Linked DNA regions of Homo sapiens: region 1 is linked to region 2. Evidence: chromatin loops called from intact Hi-C (ENCODE). Cell type or tissue: PC-9. All regions are shown on one strand. Each heading gives the region's core, and the rest is flanking DNA. Links, peaks and the distances in the headings are about the cores only. Region 1 overlaps RIOX2 (ribosomal oxygenase 2). Region 2 overlaps CRYBG3 (crystallin beta-gamma domain containing 3).

Evidence for each region. Peaks named below come from ENCODE experiments on the same cell type or tissue, not always from the same donor. Only the 100,000 strongest peaks of a DNase experiment are listed, where the experiment ranks them.
Region 1: it touches region 2 in a loop (2.0-fold over the local background); 3 of 110 quality-filtered maps call a loop at or near these places.

What each region holds. Positions count from the first base shown.
Region 1 is chr3:97,948,358-97,958,138 of GRCh38, forward strand. RIOX2 (ribosomal oxygenase 2) reads right to left here. Exons shown (of 10, transcript NM_153182.4): 5 at 6,035-6,138; 6 at 2,429-2,531; 7 at 1,487-1,658. Among named protein-coding and RNA genes, the nearest start is that of RIOX2, 19 kb to the right of the region's middle. In PC-9, for the core only: no CTCF peak of the experiment used is centred there; DNase peaks (open chromatin) are centred at 4,124, 4,694 and 7,954; H3K4me3 peaks cover 1,018 bases; H3K27ac peaks cover 2,213 bases.
Region 2 is chr3:97,878,147-97,887,927 of GRCh38, forward strand. It overlaps CRYBG3 (crystallin beta-gamma domain containing 3), which reads left to right. Exons shown (of 22, transcript NM_153605.4): 5 at 1,558-1,602; 6 at 1,839-1,954; 7 at 2,926-3,073; 8 at 8,485-8,621. Among named protein-coding and RNA genes, the nearest start is that of CRYBG3, 61 kb to the left of the region's middle. In PC-9, for the core only: no CTCF peak of the experiment used is centred there; DNase peaks (open chromatin) are centred at 4,925 and 5,205; H3K4me3 peaks cover 981 bases; H3K27ac peaks cover 1,508 bases.

The DNA of each region.
Region 1 (9,781 bases), core at 491-8,490, 71 kb after region 2:
GAGAAAGAACAGCAGCCAAAAAGCTGGCCTGGCACTCACAGCTAGGTCTTTGTGTTCTCCTGTTGAACACAGGCAATTCCACAGAATGCTAACATCAGAGATCACTGTCACCATGATAGGTCAAAACAAAACACCACCACTCCGTACATACTCATGTCTGGACTCAGGCAAGGCAAGAACATATTCCAAACCACAACACTGACCGAACATCCCCCTACTCTGGCTAATGAGTGACCACTTCCGCTTTACCATTGATAACTTCAGCCTCATACATTCCTCCTGCCTACCAGATAACATTTAGGAGACTTAATCATAGAATCCCTTCCATTTCCTGACAGCATCCAATCCAGAGCAAAGCCCTGCTTCCTTGAACCCTCTCCAAAATCACCTAACATACACCTGAGTCCTATAAGTCTTTTCTAACACCGTTTTACTGAGATGCCCTGCAGTTCTCAATGGTGTGTGGTCTTCCCACTGCAACAAGTCAATAAATCCAATTTCGTCTGAATTCAGGAGTATGTTCTTGGTGGTCTTTGCTATAGGATACTGACATCATCCATCTGGAAGTCATCAATGACATCATCCATCCAAAAGTATGTTATATCATTTGCAGCCTAAATCTGTCATAAATTAGGCACCTGTGCCTTGGAGAAGGTTGATGATAATCTTGGACATTTCTTGAATCTCACTGGCTGATGGTAACAATTTTACCCATGCTATGATTTGGATGTTTGTCCCATCCAAATCTCATGTTCAAATTTGATCCCCAGTGTGGAGGTGCAGCCTAAGGGGAGGTGTTTGGGTCACATTGTGGGGAGCAGATCCCTCATGAATAGATAATTCCCTGGGGTTGGGGGCGGTGAGTGACTTCTTGTTCCATTAGTTCCCATGACAGCTGGTGTTAAAAAGAGCCTGGCACTTCTCCTCGCTCTTGCTTCCTCTCTCACCATGTGTTCTGCAAATGCCAGCTCCCTTTCCCCTTCCACTGTGAGTAGCCTGAGGTTTTCTCCAAATGCAGATACCAGCACCATGCTTCTTGTACAGCCTGCAGACCATGAGCCAAATAAACTTCTTTTCTATATAAATTACCCAGCCTCAGGTATTCCTTTAAGCAACACAAATAAAGACAACCCAACCCTGACTTAATTCCAACAAGATTATTTCAATGTTCAAATTTTGAAAACTTCCTGAAGACTATGAATACCAGAGTACCTATAAATATACATATTTCTCACCCAAAAGGACAGGGCTCTTATTTCCCATCAGGGTGGGATACAAGTTCTTTCCAAATGACTTCTAAGATACAGGTTGCTAAAGGTTGAGTGCAGCACATCTCGTCTGCCCATATTCACTAAGGATGGATGTGGTCCACATTAACACGAAAGCACTTCATACTTTCCATCTGTTCAAAAAGGAGCCTACCCAGAAAAACCGTAAACATCCTGCATTAGCCTCTGACCACCCAGAAGAAAACAGCAAGCTCCACCTGGTGTTGACAGCTCTGCCCCATCTCCCGCAGAGTAAGGGGGGAGTCTGTGCATAATAAAATCCTTCTTCATGTCTGAGGAAAGCAGTTCTTTGGTGCCCTCCAGCCGGTCTGCAAGTGTCCTCAGGAAGCCACTTAATCGTCTTGTAGCAACAGTTGTGGATTCCACCTGCTAGGAACACAGAAGTGAGTCCTGGCCCAGATGCCAGCAGAACTTACTGCCCAGCTCAGTCTCCACAGTAGACTGCAAAACTGCCAGCCACCGGGTATAGACATTAATCCATGTCATTCCAAAGGGGAAGGGACAACCTGAGCCCCTAAGAATGATATCTCATCATTTCCTTATAAACACTGTTAATTCTAAGCTGCCTATTGTTTGCAAAAAATTTTCAGAATTTTGCCTAGAAATAGAGATCCTTGGAAATATGGTACAGTCTGAGCTCTGCCTTTTGGAAAGCAGGTCACTGTCCTAAGATGAATGCTTCAGAGAAAGCAACCTTTGCTCAACTCAGCTCTAATCCACTCATCTCAAAACTAATCAAATAACACTCCTGTTTCAAAATGTAATAAAAGAACAGGAGGCCAACGAATACACCGAGGCCAGGATCTCCAGTACAGTGAGTTTCTCTTAACTAGTAATCTGATGTGTGCTAAATCTACAGTTCTCCTGGCCGTACTATTCATTTACTCAACCAACATTTTCACACTGCCTGCTACTGCCACTGTGAAATACAGAGCTGTCTGTACAACATCACAGTTCTTTGGATCACCACATAACACATGGCACTCCACTCATTCTGCAAGTCACACAGCTCAGCAGTGCAGCACAGTAGACAAGCCTGGCTCATGTTGGAAGAAGTATCCTGGGGTCCTTAAGGTAGGACTTCAGCTGGCCTGGGCTGCAGCTACCATCCTTCATTCCTACCTGCCTTTACTCCTTACCAGGAGCAGCTGCCGGGGTATGCCGGTCCGTAACTCCACGTCTTCCTTTGCAGTATCAAATACAAGCCCCGAGATGGTATCCAAAAGGAAATCTCCCCATGAACTAGGATATGCACCAAGGGGGAAAAAAAAACCAAAACAGTGAGTGCATACGAAATATACATAAAATACTTATTGCTAGTAAAGCCAAAAGCTACAAATTGGATTATGGCTTCCCTGTCCAGGCATTTTGAGTTCCATTAATTGGACATTACTCAGCATGGAAATCTAAGACCTTCATCAACCACCCTGTTTCCTCCCTCCCCGTTCCAGACACTCACTTGCAAAGTTAAAAGTGGGAAGCTAGGCTTCAATACTGATTTCTCTTAAAAGCTCTCAGAAAATTAACCATAGACTTTCATAAAACAGGAAGTTCAATGGACCAAATTTTTAACAAAAGTGTCTATGAGGGGAGATTTGTAGGAAATTTAAACAGTCATTATAGGATCTAAAACCAAATTTTATGTGCAATAAATACAACAAATTTGGGGTAACAGCAAGATATCTGGATTGTGTAATTATTTGAACAGTTGTATGTTACATTTTCCTTGTCACTTACAAGGGATGCTACTCCTAAAGAAAATATCTACCATCAATAATTCCAAAACAATTATGTCTAGCAGTGGTTTTACCGGGGGATAGAAGCCAGTGACTAAAAATAACATCTAGGGACAAATATCCCTATTCAATTACCTTTGCTTTCTCTGGGGTATCTGGAATTGGCTCATTCCTAAGTGCGTGCCGGTGTAAGAAATGCACTCTGTGGGGATGCTCTCTTTAAACATTTCTTAGCTATTTAAAATTTTCCTGTGTCACCAGCAGATTTCAAATTGCCGGCTAGTAGAAAATGGAAATTCACAGTATGACTTTTACTTCTCACTCAGTAAGCAAAATTAACACTGTTATGCTTCCCTCCCAGAAAAGTTGCAAAGGAGGACAAAAGCCACATGAGAGACACTTTTCCCAAGACATCTACTACCTGGCGGCCTCACTGCTTTGTGACTTAATGTTATATCCAACCCTGCATCTTTAATTGAGTCTCAACCCGGAGGGCACATGCAGATCTCTCAGCACCATACAATATGTGCTTCCTTTGCAGGTTTATGTAGGTGGAAGTCATACAGCAACAGCTCATGGAGGAATTTAGTAGAAGTTAAATAGTGCTCCTCTAAGAGTCAGAATAGATATTGGGACTTCCCACAATTTAGGAATATCTCTTGAAGGGTCCACTTTGGTAAAACAACCAAATCAACAACATACAGCAGACCCCCAAACACTCCAACAATGCTACCTTGACAGGTGTTAGGAAGAGGCCCCAAATATTCACCTTTACATGGTACCTGAAGGAGCATTAGGCTCAAAACACAGGATCATTTCTGGGGAGCAATGGCCCTCAAGTCACATCTTCTCATTCTAGCTCCAGCATCACTGTCCAAGACACAGGTCAAAATCCAGCCTGGACACATTGATCATGGTACCCACCCACAATCCTAAGCAGGCAACTTCTGTAACTTAGGAAGCTCTTCCCAGCCCCAGCTGAAAAGAGAAGAAATGAATAGGACCCAGGGGCAGCCGGCCAGTTCCTCACTCTTGGGATTGGGAAACAGAGAGTGAGTCAGGTCCTTAGCAGAAGCAAAAGCTAACAGGGTCAATGAGATGGAGGTCAGAGTAGCAACTGGTGATGGCCTAATGTTATGAGTAAACAGAAGCTGAAGAAGGAACAGAAGGGAGAAAACACCAGTCACTAGAAAACCAGTTGGTAGCAGCAAGAGAAATGGAAAAGAGAATTACAGAAAGGGAGTACCTGAGAAACATTAACGATGGGACACCCACAGATGCACGGATATTCAAAGGGCCAAACTATGTGGTCCAGAACTGCTCTGAATCCAGAATGGACTTCTAATTCCAGCCTCTCTGTAGCCTGGAGTTTCTAGGACTCACTCCCTCAAGTGACCCTGCACTTCTTGAGCTGGCTTTGGTGACTTTCTGTCCCTTAAAATGCAAGGAACCTACCTAGCCAAAGTGATGAGGGCATTTTTCAAAATGGAAGCCTAATACAAACTTGGGCCTTCTACTTGTGGGAAAGATAGCACTAAACTAGGGCCAGGCCTCAGCTAATTCCTCCAGTAAGTCTTTTAAATGTAGAGGTGAAATTCACACTGAAAAGTCTGATGAGGAAGCAGAGGTATGCTTACTAACTTGTTTTGCAAGTTCTGGCCCTGAAGGTAGGAGGTGACTTGCCGTCCCTTGGACCTAGAATGTCCTCTCCTACTCTGATCTGCTGACCCACCCCTACTTACTCATCCTTTAAGACTCACTCAGCATTGGTGTCATTTCTGAAGGCTTCTCTAATGCCCCTACTTAGCTAAATGCATTCCTCTATGCTCCAAGAGTCTCCTCTGCAAACCTACAATAGAATTTATCACACCATCTCTTCTCCTACAACCAATTCCAAAGTATAAGCTCTCTCAAAACCCCTTCGATAAAATCCTTGAATTCCCAGCAACAAACACAATGTCTAGTACATATTTGTTTAACACATTAACTCATGACTAGTATTTTTTTTTTTTTCCTGAGACAGGGTCTCGCTCTGTCGCCCAGGCTGGAGTGCAGTGGCGTGATTTGGATCACTGCAACCTCCACCTCCTGTGTTCAAGTGATTCTCCTGCCTCAACCTCCAGAGTAGCTGGGATTACAGGTGCACACCACCACACCTGGCTAATATTTGTATTTTTTTTAGTAGAGATGGGGTTTCACCATGTTGGCCAGGCTGGTCTCAAACTTCTGACCTCAAGCGATCCACCCGCCTCAGCCTCCCAAAGTGCTGGGATTACAGGAGTGAGCCACCACGCCTGGCCATGATTAGTATTTTTAAATATGATTTGGACCAGCAAGGTTGCTGCTTTTTGGATATAACTCACACAGCACTGCCACCCAGTGAGGAGGTACTAGCTGAAATGAACATGATTTTAATTGGAACTGCTGTCAGCACATGCACTTTAGTTCCTGCTGTTCCAGACTGCCTGTCCTACTTTAACTTCATGGACTGTAAAAAGAGAAACCCTCAAAGAGACCAAGAGATTTCAATGGGTACAGAGTTTCTGTTGGAATAAACATGTTTTAGAAACGAATAGTGGTGATGGCTGCACAAGAGTGTGAATGTAATTAATGTCAAACTATGCTTTAAAATGGTTTAAAATGGTATATTTTATGTTCTATATATTTTATCATATTAAAAAAAAAGAGAGAGAGTATGAGCCCAGCCTGGCATCACTAACACACTGATGTACCCACAGCTAGTCTCTTTCTTTCCAAACTATGTGACTCTCTATTTGGGCAATGCCCCACATCCTACAGAGTCAGGTTCATGATGTCCCCAGAAGCAAGTCCAGAGGGACCAGTCACATACATGGGACATCAAAGGAATGTGGAAGTCAGTAAAGGACATAAACCCTGGGGTTTGCATAGGAGGTAGGGGCCAACTCCCTCATATCCCTCCTGAATGTGGCTGCTGCAGGCCAGGACTCAGAGCTGTCCTAGCATGTGCAGCTGGGAGGCAGTGTTTACTTGTTCTGGTAGGTGCTGATGGTCACGTGAGTAGAGTGGGCCAGCCCCGCAGGAGTGTCCGCTTGATGAATGGTTCCTCTGGGAAAGTACAACAAATCACCCGGCTAAAGGAAGGAATAGGAAAGGGTAGAGAAGTTAATAAGTATTCCTTCTCAGTCCTCTTCATTTCAGGGAGATAAATATGGGCTTTGAGTCTCAGTTCTCCATTCTAGAAACCACAACCTCAAGGCACAGTCTATATGCTGGGCTCATGTCGTGTGCAGCTAGTCTAGCTTCTCTGTGTCCGTGAGCCTGTCACTGTTAACCATGATCCACGAGAGGCTCTCGGTGCCTGAAGTCACTATCTTTTCATTCTCAAGCTGAGACTAGACTCACCTGAGACTACCCTGCCCTGATGCAGGGATCAAGGAAGGTAACATCCTGTGCCTGGGACGCCTGCTTCCTCCCTCTTGCATGCTTCAGTGGTTAAGAGTAGGAGCTTGAATTTAGAGTCACACAGACACAGCCACTTACTGGCTGATGATCTGGCAATTTACCTGCCCAAAGCCTCAGTTTCTTTATCTGTAAAATGAAGTTTAATAGCCCCAAACCTTACAGGATTATTTTGAGGATTAGAGATGCTGCTTCCAAGCTCTTAGGGCAATGATGGGCATGTGATTGGATTATATGATTTTATCCGCCAGTCCCCCACTTCCTGATAATTTTTGAGTACTTCTAGGCGCAGGGTCTGTATCTTACCATCTTGTCTTTCCCAGAGCCTACCCTAGCAAAGCACCTAGCACTCAACACAGGCTCAATGAATGTTGGGATGAATTGAAAAACTATACAATCCCTATTTCAACTGAAAAATAAGATGTAATCAAAAATTCATCATTTTCTTGGGCAGCTGAGCCTCCTCTACCCTATTCCAAGTGGGTGGACCAAAACATTCTCCCCAAATTACTCCTGCCCTGAGCTGCCTCCTTCCCAATCCCACTCAGGCCAAAATATTCCATGTAGCAGCTACCTATGGAGAAAAGAGGGAATCTTGAGGGCAGCTCATCTTCTCTCTGCAACTACAAGAGGTAGTCTAGTGCAATGGTTAAGACCATGAGCCCTGGAGAAAGAGCTCAAGAAATGCCAGCTTAAAAAAAAAAATTAAGATTCTCCTCAAAGCAAGAGGAATATATCATGATATATATTCATAAGAGCTATCTTAGTTGCAAATTTTCCCTGAATGACAACAAACTGACAGTACTTCAAGTAAATGCTTTACTGATAATTATAACTATCATTTACTGAGTGTCTCTGTGCCAGCCTGAGTGAGACTCTCAGGTATACAGTCACATGCCACTTAACAATGGGGTTATGTTCTGAGAAAAGTGGTATGTCACTGCGCAAACATCAGTGTACTTACAAATCTAGGTAGTATAGTGTACTACCTACATTACATGGTACAGCCTACTGCTCCTAGGCTCCAAACCTATACAGCATGTGACTGTACTGAATACTGTAGAAAACTGTAACACAATGGTGTTTGTGTACTTAAATATATCTAAACGTGGACAAGAAAAAACACAGTATAAACAATAATAAATGGTACATCTACATAGGACTGGAAGTTACTCTGGGTGAGCCCGTCAGTGATGGTAAGTGAATGGGAGAGCCTAGGGCCCTACTGTACACTTTTATATGACTAGCAAAGAAGTAGGGTTGTTTAGACCAGCATCACCACAAACACGTGAGTAATGCGTAGCACTACAACATTTTACAATGGCTACAATAACACTAGGTGATAGGAATTTTTCAGCTTCATTATAACCTTATGGGACAACTGTCACATATACAGTCTGTTGTTGACTAAAATGTCAACTGGCACATGACTATATTTCATTCATTTCATACACATTTGCCCCACCCTCCTGGCTGGAAAACGTAAGTAAACATTCTCCCCTACAGCCTCCTGAAGGAATGCAGTACAGCAACCCTAGAGAGATCCCTTTTAGTCTCCTGACCTTCAGAAGCATAAAATAATGAATTTATGTTGTTTTAAACCATTGAGTTTGTGGTAATTTGACAAGAAGCAACAGAAAAACTCAGACAGACATACAGATATTGCCTCTAAAGATTTTTTTTTTTTTTTGAGACGGAGTTTCGTTCTTGTTGCCCAGGCTGGAATGCAATGGCGTGATCTCGGTCACTGCAACCTCCATCTCCTGGGTTCAAGTGATTCTCCTGCCTCAGCCTCCTGAGTAGCTGGGATTACAGGCATGAGCCACCACGCCCAGCTAATTTTGTATTTTCAGTAGAGATGGGGTTTCTACATGTTGGTCAGGCTGGTCTCGAACTCCTGACCTCAGGTGATCCACCTGCCTCGGCCTCCCAAAGTGCTGGGATTACAGGCGTGAGCCACCGCACCCCGCCTAAAGATTTATTGTAAAGGAGGCAGCAAAATAATATTTTTCAATCCTCATAGCCTGCAAGGTAAATATCATGATCTCTGTTTTAATAAAGAGGAAACTGAGACTTGGATTAATAACTTGACCAAGGACATACAGCTAATAAGTGACAGCAGCTGAATTCAAACTCAGATCTGTCAGATCCCTGAGCCACAGAGTGGTGTTTCCATCACAGGCGTGATCTCATCCTGGGAGTCTGGGTCTGCAGATGAACTGCACGGGCTGCCACTAGCATAGGGGAAAGAAGCGGATAAGGGCTCCAAGACCCCCACTGTCACCCTCCCATGCCCATCCCTCAACCACAGCCACTAAGCCTTTCTATTTCATCATTGGGCATTGACACAAGGTTTCGCCTGAAGAGGCCCACTGGTTAAAAGCTCAAATGTGGGCCAGGCGCAGTGGCTCACGCCTGTAATCCCAGCACTTTGGGAGGCCGAGGCAGGTGGATCACGAGGTCAGGAGTTTGAGACCAGCCTGGCCAACATGGTGAAACCGTCTCTACTAAAGATACAAAAAATTAGCCGGGCATGGTGGTAGGCAGCTGTAATCCCAGCTACTCGGGAGGCTGAGGCAGGAGAATTGCTTGAACCCGGGAGGCGGAGGTTTCAGCTAGCTGAAATCACGCCATTGCACTCCAGCCTGGGTGACAGGGTGAGACTCTGTCTTAAAAAAAAAAAAAAAAAAATGACATGCACATACACATACACACTTGAACAATACTGTACAACATGGTCTTTCTCTGTCCAGGAGACTCAGTGCATCTCCTAATGGACTCTGTGTTGACTGTTTAATGGGCATGGGCATGGCAACAATACAAAGAATCCACACCCTTTACACTTAAAGGCCACTATGAAGCCTGACCTTCTCGGGCAGAGCAAGTAGCCAGGTCACCGGCCTGAGTAACTCAGCCCTGACTTCCGAGAGTACAGATGGCTTAGTCTTTAAAGATAACCAACCGTGAATCTATGTAAACATGATGCAACAAAGCTGGCAACCTCTGTGAAGAGCCAAATGGAAAGACAGTACGTATTTTTGGTTTGCGGGCCATGTGATCTCTGTGGCAACTAGTCCGCTCTGCTGGTGTAGTATGAACACAGGACATTAAGGAATGGGTGTGGCTGTGTTCCAATAAACTACTTACAAAAACAGGCAGCAGGCCAGATTTTCTGGTCCATGGGCCACAGTTTGATGACCACTGACTAAAAGCATAAAAAAAACCAGTAAGGTTACCTTTACTGTTGTTTATTGATTTAAGTCTCCTGTAATATAGGCACCCATCCTAAACAGCAAGATTGTTTCCCTTAGTTAC
Region 2 (9,781 bases), core at 48-8,047:
ATGCCTGTAATCCTGGCACTTTGGGAGGCCGAGGCAGGTGGATCACGAGGTCAGGAGTTCAAGACCAGCCTGGCCAAGATGGTGAAACCTTGTCTCTACTAAAAATAAAAAATAATTAGCCGGGCATGGTGGCGGGCGCCTGTAATCCTAGCTACTGGGGAGGCTGAGGCAGAGAATGGCTTGAACCTGGGAGGTAGAGGTTGCAGTGAGCCAAGATCGCACCAGTGCACTCCAGTCTGGGCTATAGAGTGAGACTCCGTCTCAAACAAACAAAGCAAAAAAGAAAATGTTTTGAGGTTGTAGAAGTTGTATAAAGTTTGTTTCATAAAAATATCAGATTCTTTGGTTGAAATATATCATAACTCATGTATTTTAGCTGGACTACTTAGAAAAAAAAATTGCTTGGTCAGAATTTAAAAAGCATAATACTGAAGCAAGGTTATTTTGAAGTCTTTTGCTAATATTTTTCAAACTAAATTAAGTGACAACATTCCAAATTTCTCAAGGTACTGTATGTGGGAAAATTGTCACTTTGCATTTAGCTTATTAGTTTCATGAAAAATCTTTCTGTTAAGTAAAATTTTTAAGTATTTGACAGCAGCCTCGCACTACAACAACTCATGTTGTTCATGCAACGCAGGGCAGTGAGCAACCTAAATCAAACAAAAGAACTGAAAACTTTATAGCTGGAAAATGTTTTAAATTCAATTACAGTTTTCTTTGATTTAGAAATATTTAAATATTTAATGTAGAATGCTTATTAAATATGGGACTTTCCTTTCTGGCATTTCCAAGATCATGGTACTTTCAAGATAAAGATACAGGATGTCCAAGGCCTGTATTTTTACCTTAAACAATCTTCATGGCAAATAGTAATACTCAAAGACCAACCAAAACCTTGCAAAGCAAAGTCATTTTAAAAGAAATGATAGGATTTGAAGAAATATTTCTTTCATGGTTCTCCACTGCCTACCAAATCAAGTGGCACCTCTTAACTCTGCATTATAAGGCTCCCAAGTTCTGTTTTGCCAGCCTTGTCTCCCCACACTCTGGGTGCACACTCTGTGTTTCCTACCAGTACACTTTTCCCCAGGATGGTTCTCTTCCTAGAATTTCTTTATTCACTATCCCATCACAACCTGCCACATTTTCCACTCACTGAAATATTGTTTTTCAAGGTCCCTCAATACTACTTCCTCAGAAATGCCTCTTTGAACCTCTGTATGCCCTCACCTCCATGCTGGTGCCATTTCCATAACCTAGTGTTTTCCTTGTATTTTACCTGTGAATGTAACTTAGTCCCCTGGCTTAGTAGAGCTATGCAAATATGATCATCTGTTTGACCCATTCTAAGCTATGTACTTCTTGAGGGCAGAGACAATGTGTTAATTTCCTATATATTTGTATTTATATCACTTGTATCGAGAGAAGCACCTTGCTCATAATGATCACTAACTAAATATGTGATAAATTGGATACAAGACTGCTAAGAAAATGAATTATGCATCTTTTCACCGATGTTTCTTAAAGCTTACTTTTCCACTTTTATTATTTCAGAATGTTGACAAACAAACTCTGAGATGTAACCCAAGACCTGGGAAGGTAAGGATAACTTTCTCAAACTAAGATAAAGGTTAAACATTAGGTAACTTTCAGGCTTGAGGAATTTAATATAAGTGACTTAGATAATGATTTTATTCAAGGATTTAACATCTAAAGTAACATTTGCTTTTGTATATTTAGGATATTTATTTCTATGTTCTAGGACATTTTAGAATTTAAAATACATTCTAAAAATTAGTTATTGTAACTACTTACTGCTATTTACTGTGTTGCAGATGGTTATCTATGATCTCCATGAAAGTACATATAAACAAGAAGTCTACTGTAATATTCCTGATGCTACATCATGGTCTTTTCCAAATGGAGTTCTAATAAAAGTTGTAAGGGGCTGGTAAGAAGTTTCTTAAAATTTTATAGCATATTTTCTTAAATTAAATGTGTCTTCTTGCTGTTAATGCTTTTTTTTCTATTTTTTATTGAAGTCATATTCTCCTTCCTCTACTTTTCGACAGAAGATTTTGAAACATTATTATTAGTGTGTTATAACTTAATTGTTCTTTTTATTTACTATGGCATAAAATACAATCTGTTTTTAGTGCTTAAGCCAGTAAGTTGCAAGACCTAATCTATACAATCAATACCATTCTGTAACTACATTATTAGCAGGATAGATTTGGCAAGTTTGGGTGAATGCTTCAGTTGAATGAAGCATAGCTTTGAAAATGAGTTCAGAATTTGTGGGATGCTGAGGAATGTGAAGGCCACATAGTTAAAGTTGTTTGTATAGCTGACTTGCTCAAGAAGTGAAGGAATCTTTGTATGGTCTAAAAATGAGGGGCAACCCTATCTATTTATTATGGACCATGACCCATGGACATGCTGGAGCCAGAATTTATCTGTCCAGTGTTTAGGCTACCCAGGTCAGCATTCATGTCTTAAATCATATGGTGTAATCTCGTCTTCATATAATAAAATGGGACATGTGTCCTGTGTTATTCAGCAACAAGAAAATTAGAAGTATAATTTGGAATTGTTGCACTATTGTTTTTTATGCAACTGTATAGTTTCGTATAGACCACATCTATAAAGAGCATACATACATAAATATAGACATAGAAATATATTGTGGTACTATGTTCAGAAAGTATTTTTATTTCCAAGGTATATGCACTTTTATTTTTTCTTTACTGTTCGCCTGTACTTAAATTAGCATATATCATTGTTTCAAAAAATAGGGTTATATGCTAATAGTGGAAGATATCCCAGCTTAAAAAATTTAAGTAGACAAAATGGTCTGTGACTTATATGCCTTATTTCTTAGAAAATTAAATATAACTCATCATTGCATTTCTCTTTGTTTAGCTGGATTTTATATGAGAAACCACATTTCCGAGGTCAGAAATGTGTGCTAGAAGAAGGGGAAAAGGTGTTAAATCGTGACTGGATTCTTCAGAACAGAAGGCATCCACAAAGAAACTTTATATTGGGTTCTCTCAAACGTGTCTTAAAGGTAACAACTGTAGATTTTTCTATTTTTTATTTGATTTTATTTATCATATAGTAAACCTGTGCTGTGGCCTGGCGATGTTTACAAATCATTGCTAATTTTTGTGCTGTTATTAATCTTCATTACCATATTGATAATCTTTTGAATTTATGCAAATAGAGTGAATGGCAATTAAAAATATTAACCAGAGGTAATGTAGTTTATAAAATGTTACATGGGCCGGGCGTGGTGGCTCATGCCTGTAATCCCAGCACTTTGGGAGGCTGAGGTGGGCAGATGACCTAAGATTGGGAGTTCGAGACCATCCTGGCCAACATGGTGAAACCCTGTCTCTACTAAAAATACAAAAATTGGCCGGGCGTGGTGGTGCAAGTCTGTAATCCCAGCTACTCTGGAGGCTGAGGCACAAGAATCACTTGAACTCGGGACACGGAGGTTGCAGTCAATCAGGATCACGCCACTGCACTCCAGCCTGGGCGACAGAGTGAGATTCAGTCTCAAAAAGTAATAATAAATAAACATATAAAATGTTACATGATGTACTATATATATATTTTATAGGATTATACTATTGCTATTAAAATAAGCTAATAGGAATAGTATTCTCCTATAATAGTATACTATACACTATACTATAATAGTATACTACTATATTAGTATGCTACTGCTCCTACTGTAATACTCCTAGTAATATATAATAGTATAGTATTGGCTGGGCACTGTGGCTCACACCTGTAATCCCAGCACTTTGGGAGGCTGAGGTGGGTGGATCACTTGAGGTCAGGAGTTCAAGACCAGACTGGCCAACATGGTGAAACCCTGTCTCTACTAAAAATACAAAAATTAACCAGATGTCATGGTGGGCAGCTGTAATCCCAGCTTCACAGGAGGCTGAGGCAGGAGAATCACTTGAACCTGGAGGGCAGAGGTTGCAGTGAGCTGAGATCATGCCACTGCACTCAGCCTGGGCGACAGAGCAAGACTCTGTCTAATAATAATAATAATAATAATAATAGCAGCACAGTATTACAGAATACTCCTAATTAGTATACACTGTTCCTAATTAGAAGTATACTATTCAGGAATCTTAGAGATTCCTTATTGATTTCCAGATATATCTTTTTCTAGTGTAGATTGCTACTACTTAGTATAGACGTGTGTGCATGCATGTGTGTGTGTTAGGGGAAATAAGGGAGGATTGGAATAGGAAGGGAAGGTATTTTTTACTTTTCTGCTTAGAAAATATTAATACTAAGATGAGAAGGGTCTTCCAATATAATAAAATATTTTGTAAGAAGTTCTGTGGTAGTATAGAGGAGGGGTTAATTAGTGATAAGGACATCTTAGATAAGGACAGAATTCTCCTCACATGTATTCTTAAGATTTCCTTCATAATATGTGATACAGTACAGTTACTCATGTGACAGTAATGGATATATGTAGTTTTCAAGTTATGGAGATTTCATTTATATACATAAAAAGTATAAATTGAGATGAAAACTATCATGATGACTTGGATTGTTATTATTAAACTCTTGACAGTGGTCTATAGCATTCAGAGAAATTAAATATAGCCTACAGAAAAACTCTAAGTTATAAAGGTGTCTGCACATATTTTATGTGAATCAATACTGTCTGCAAAGCTGTAGGCAAACCTATATTTAACAATATTTGTGTCTGCTTTTGAGCCAATACTGTGGTGTGCACAGGGAATAGAAATACAAGTGAGATATGGTTCCTTACTTCAGGTTGCTTAAAGACTCGGGGAGAGCAGCTGAGTCACATGATTATATGATGTGAGAAGCGTTCTCCAGGGCACACAGAAGAAACAACTCACCTTTGGGAAGAGGCGTGTCACCTGGAGGAGGTGGCACCTGTTTGGAATGTTGCAAGGACTAACAGGAGTTAAGCAGTCTGGGAGATATGAGGGAGTTCCTGGCAGAGCCACTTTTGTCAGATACAGAGGTGAGCTTTGGTGGCCTAGTATACTGCAAGGAGATTAAGATGGCTGAAGTGGAGAGAGCAATGTCCATTTTCACTGAAAGATTTAACTGTAGTCAGTTCAGTTCTGCAGATAACCATTTGAGTGCTCACTCTATTAACTCAACTAGAAATTCCTTGAAAAAATGACTAGTTAGTTCGTAACTGAACTCTTCTAAGATTTATATCACTTGTGGTTTTGTGCTTTCTTTGTGAAATCAGGCACTATGCCAAGGCCTAGTGGGAAAAAAATGAGTAATATATGGCAAACAGCCACCTCTCTCACCCCCCCCACCAAAATCAAACAATAAAATCAAACAGATTTAATCTGGTGAGCATAGATATTTGAATGGATATTTGCACGTCCACCATTTGCTTAGAATATATTATAAGAAAGAGTAAGTCAGGCTTGTACTTTTTCTTCTAGTGTTTGTTCTCGGAATCATTTTTTTTTTAGTTGCAGTGTTAGTTCGTGTGTCTCGAACAGGTTAACAACTTTTAGTGAGGAAGGAAAATAAAACTATTGAGCATTGAATGGAAGAGGCATGAGCCTTGTTTAAATATTTTACAAAGTAATAATTAGGCATCAAACTGCTTCCTTTTTCCAACGTTGTCAGAATTCTTCCTATCGTTGCTTCACTTTCATGGTGGTTGTTTCCATGACGGATTCACTTCTCCCTATTCTATGCCAACTTTATCTTGTTGAATCATCTTTATATTAGTTGTTATATTGGTGTAGTCAAGACTTTAATGTCCTTTAAAGATAGTTATTTCATGATGTCTTCACTTTAGAGTACACCACCCAAACATTGTTTGTACAACACAATGCAGAGGAAATTTGTTTGTGTGAGACAGTTAGTTACGTATTTTGTTACTGTAACTCAGATCCCTGGGGGGACATTAATATGGAAATATTTGAAATAATGTTACTAGAACTCTATTATTAATAGCATACAAAAGAGCCTTGAGGATTGACAGGTATAGCGAATAACCTCAGTAATCAGTAATTGTAGATTCCAGTTAAGGGTTGTCTTTGTACCCAGGGAAAATAATTGGGGGTGAAGGTAGTAGTGTGGTGAATCTTGATTCAAGTGCTTTCATTTATAAAATTAGAATAAATGAATATTGCAAATTACTATGTTTACTGTGTATTTAAGGTTTTTTTTAAAAGATATGACATCTTTCTTATGGTAAGATCTGTTGTTAGATGCAGGACTGAGGTATCTTATATAAGGTAGAGACAAATATATTTTCTTACTGTGTTTGTTTACTGTGATTTTGTTAACTATAAAACTGTCTTCATTCTTACTAATTGCCATAATAGTATAAGTTTGCAAATTTCACTAATATATTTGAAAAGTGTAGCAGGACTACGAAAGTATACAAGGAAGCCATATAAACTTAAATTGTTTTTTGTTTCTAGGTTACTTTAAAGTGGCTTGCAGTTGCTCGTGTTTGACTTTCTTTGTCCATCAAGAATTATACATATGTTTTGCAAAGCATGCTATTTCTGTGAATAGCCACCGTGAAGATAGAACTTAACAGTGAAATCTTTTTCAATCAACTAGAGCAAAAATTAGTTTTCTAGTGAAGATAACAGCAAACATATGCCTTCTCATTTTTGTTTATTTTCATTTTTTAGTGATTACACTTTTGCTATTATACTGTTTCCATCTGTGTTGTTGTAGACTTGAATGCTTCTTAGCTTTTCCCTTTTAGAGTACACCACCCAAACATTGTTTGTACAACACAATGCAGAGGAAATTTGTTTGTGTGAGACAGTTAGTTATGTATTTTGTTACTATAACTCAGATCCCTGGGGGGACATTAATTTGGAAGTATTTGAAATAATGTTACTAGAACTCTATTATTAATAGCATACAAAAGAGCCTTGAGGATTGACAGGTGACTGTTCTAAACATTTCTGCTTATTTTTGAAGTGAAACTTTAGAACGAAGTATACTTTTATACTTTAAAGGATATTTTAGATTATGCTTCTTTACTATTTTGCATTTTAGAACCAATTTTCTGAAAATGAGATGTATAAACTTGCTTGCTTTTGTATATTAATAAGAATGATTGAGAATTCAGTTTGGGGAAAAGTTGAAAAATCAGACTATTATACTTTTAGAATTGCAAAACTTAAGTAGAATTGTTCAGTCTCTTATAAATGCCACCTCTATTATTACATTTACCTATTAAAGCATATGCATTTGAATCTCACAGTGTCATAGGGGATAATTACTAAAACTTGAGTTGTATCGAGTTCTATCATTAAATACTCATGAGTATTGAGATAGTGTGTTAAGACAGAAATGTACCTGTAATTTCAGAGAAGGGAAAAAATAATTGTAATTTTGATTCCCTAAGAAGGGATAAGGTCTTTTTTTGAGTTAGAACTTGACTATTAGAAGAGCTTTTTGAAAGTAAGAATACAAAGAATTATTTCTTTAGTTGAGATAGGGGAAACATCTGCAAAGCCTACAGAGGCTGGAGTGGAAGTGGAGATAGCATGAAGACCAATATGATTGCAGAGTTGTAGGAAGTTAGTGTGGATCACTAGTTTGGTGTCCTATTATAGAAAGACAAACAGAAACATGAATTTGATGTGCTTGGGTCTGAAGCCAATGAGTTTCTTGAGGAAAGTGATGTTCTAACAAGTTCAGCTGTCTAAAGAGTAGTAGCTAGTGCTTGACTAGTGGTTGTAAGTAGGCCTGTAATCAAAGTTTGGGCCTAACCAAGGGCTGTGACAGTGGAAATATGTAAGAAGAGATATGCATGAGGGAAATTTTTAAGGAAGGTCTCACAGGACAATGGGTGCATGATTTTTTAAGACTGTGATGGAGTAAAGGGTCAATTTCATAATGCTTTTCTTCTTCAAACCTACTGCACTAGGAAATGGAGTCCTACAGGGAGGAAAACAGATTTCCTTTACCCTCACCTCTAATGACTATTTCTTTTGTCAATGTAAATTAGATAAACACTGAAGAGGGTACTGCTTCTCTACTTGTTTTTTTATATCCCCGATGAGATCAGCTTTTATTTAACTCTCTTCCTCCCTTATGGTTTTATTATACTGCTAAGAAGGAAGGCTTACAGACATTTGGCACTCAAATAGTTTGGTAACTCTGAAATCTGAACTCAATTTGGTAACTCTAAGCATTGCTTAATGGAACGAATCTTTAAAAAACAAAGCAGAAACATTGAGACAATAATTTTTCCATAAAATTTATGATTTTCATGTCATTAACAGCTTTTTAGAAAAACTTTTTAAAAAAAAAAAGGGTGAGGAGAAACAATATTTCCTTTATGTTTTCTTTGTGAAGAAATTCAACTCAATAATGAGAACAGTGTAACTGTATGTCCAGGACATTGAGAAGACTGGACTGTGTGACTCTAGTTGATTTCAAAGCCAAATTATTTTTTTTTTTCAGGACTGCAGCATTCCAGAAATAGAGCTTTTCCCACAATCTGACCCAGCCTGTTGTCCTGTCTACATACAGAGAGCAGTCCCCAATTTGGAAGAACTGAATATCTCCAAATCTGTGTCCTTCACTGTGAAGTCAGGAGTGTACGTATCAGTTCCTTTTTATTATAGTGATTGATGGCCACCAATTTCATATTTCAATAGATGACATACATTTTTCTAAAGTTTCTAGCTAATGTTTATACTCTCAGTCACCCAAGAAAGACTGCAGGGGTTAAAAGATTCTTTGGATCTAATTAGAGCTTTGATATATGACTCACAGGAGCAGGTATAGAATTCTGAGATGTAGTTCTTGATATATGGATCTATTGTCTTTTCATCCAACAAATTCTGTGATTGAGAAATAAAAGCATGTCCCTGGCCTAAAATTTTGGAGCCTGAACTATTTCTAGAGTGTCTAAGTTCTGATAGTCACTGACTGCCTCTGTGGTATCAGGCACATATGGCTTTTTTGTTTATGACTCCTCTGTTCCTGAAAGGCAGATGGTGTTACTCTCATATTATATATGAGTGATTTGTCCCAGGCTACTAGCCGGTAAGCATGGATTTGATACTAGGCCTCTCTGGTTCTAGAGGTATCTGTTAGGACTATGGGTCTAAGTTCAGTCTTAGTTCATTCCCAGATTGACTTGACTCCAAACCCTGTGGATATCTGGCTCAACATGAAACCCTCTGCTCCCTCACTGTTTTTGTTTACTTTGATGATGGTTGGTATACAATTCTGGGGACACTGTAGGACAACATTTTTGTCTCCCCCACATGTGAATTAGAACTTGTGGGCAGGCTGGCCATGTGTGGTGGCTCACGCCTGTAATCCCAACACTTTGGGAGGCCAAGGTGGGTGGATCACCTGAGGTCAGGAGTTCGAGACCAGCCTGACCAACATGGAGAAACCCCATCTCTACTAAAAAAATACAAAAAAATTAGCTGGGCATGGTGGCGCATTCCTGTAATCCCAGTAACTTGGGAGGCTGAGGCAGGAGAATCGCTTGAACCCAGAAGGCAGGGGTTGTGGTGAGCTGAGATAGCACCATTGCACTCCAGCCTGGGCAACAAGAGCAAAACTCTGTCTCAAGAAAAAACAACAAAAACAAAAACAAAAAACAACTTTGGGGTAGGCCAGTAATTGGCTGTGTCCATGAGGAATGTCTGTAATTATCAAGCTTAGCTGGAAGATGGGTCTTTTGGGAATCCAATTGCAAATACTGTTCCTTAGGCAGCCAATAGAACTGATATTGATTCTG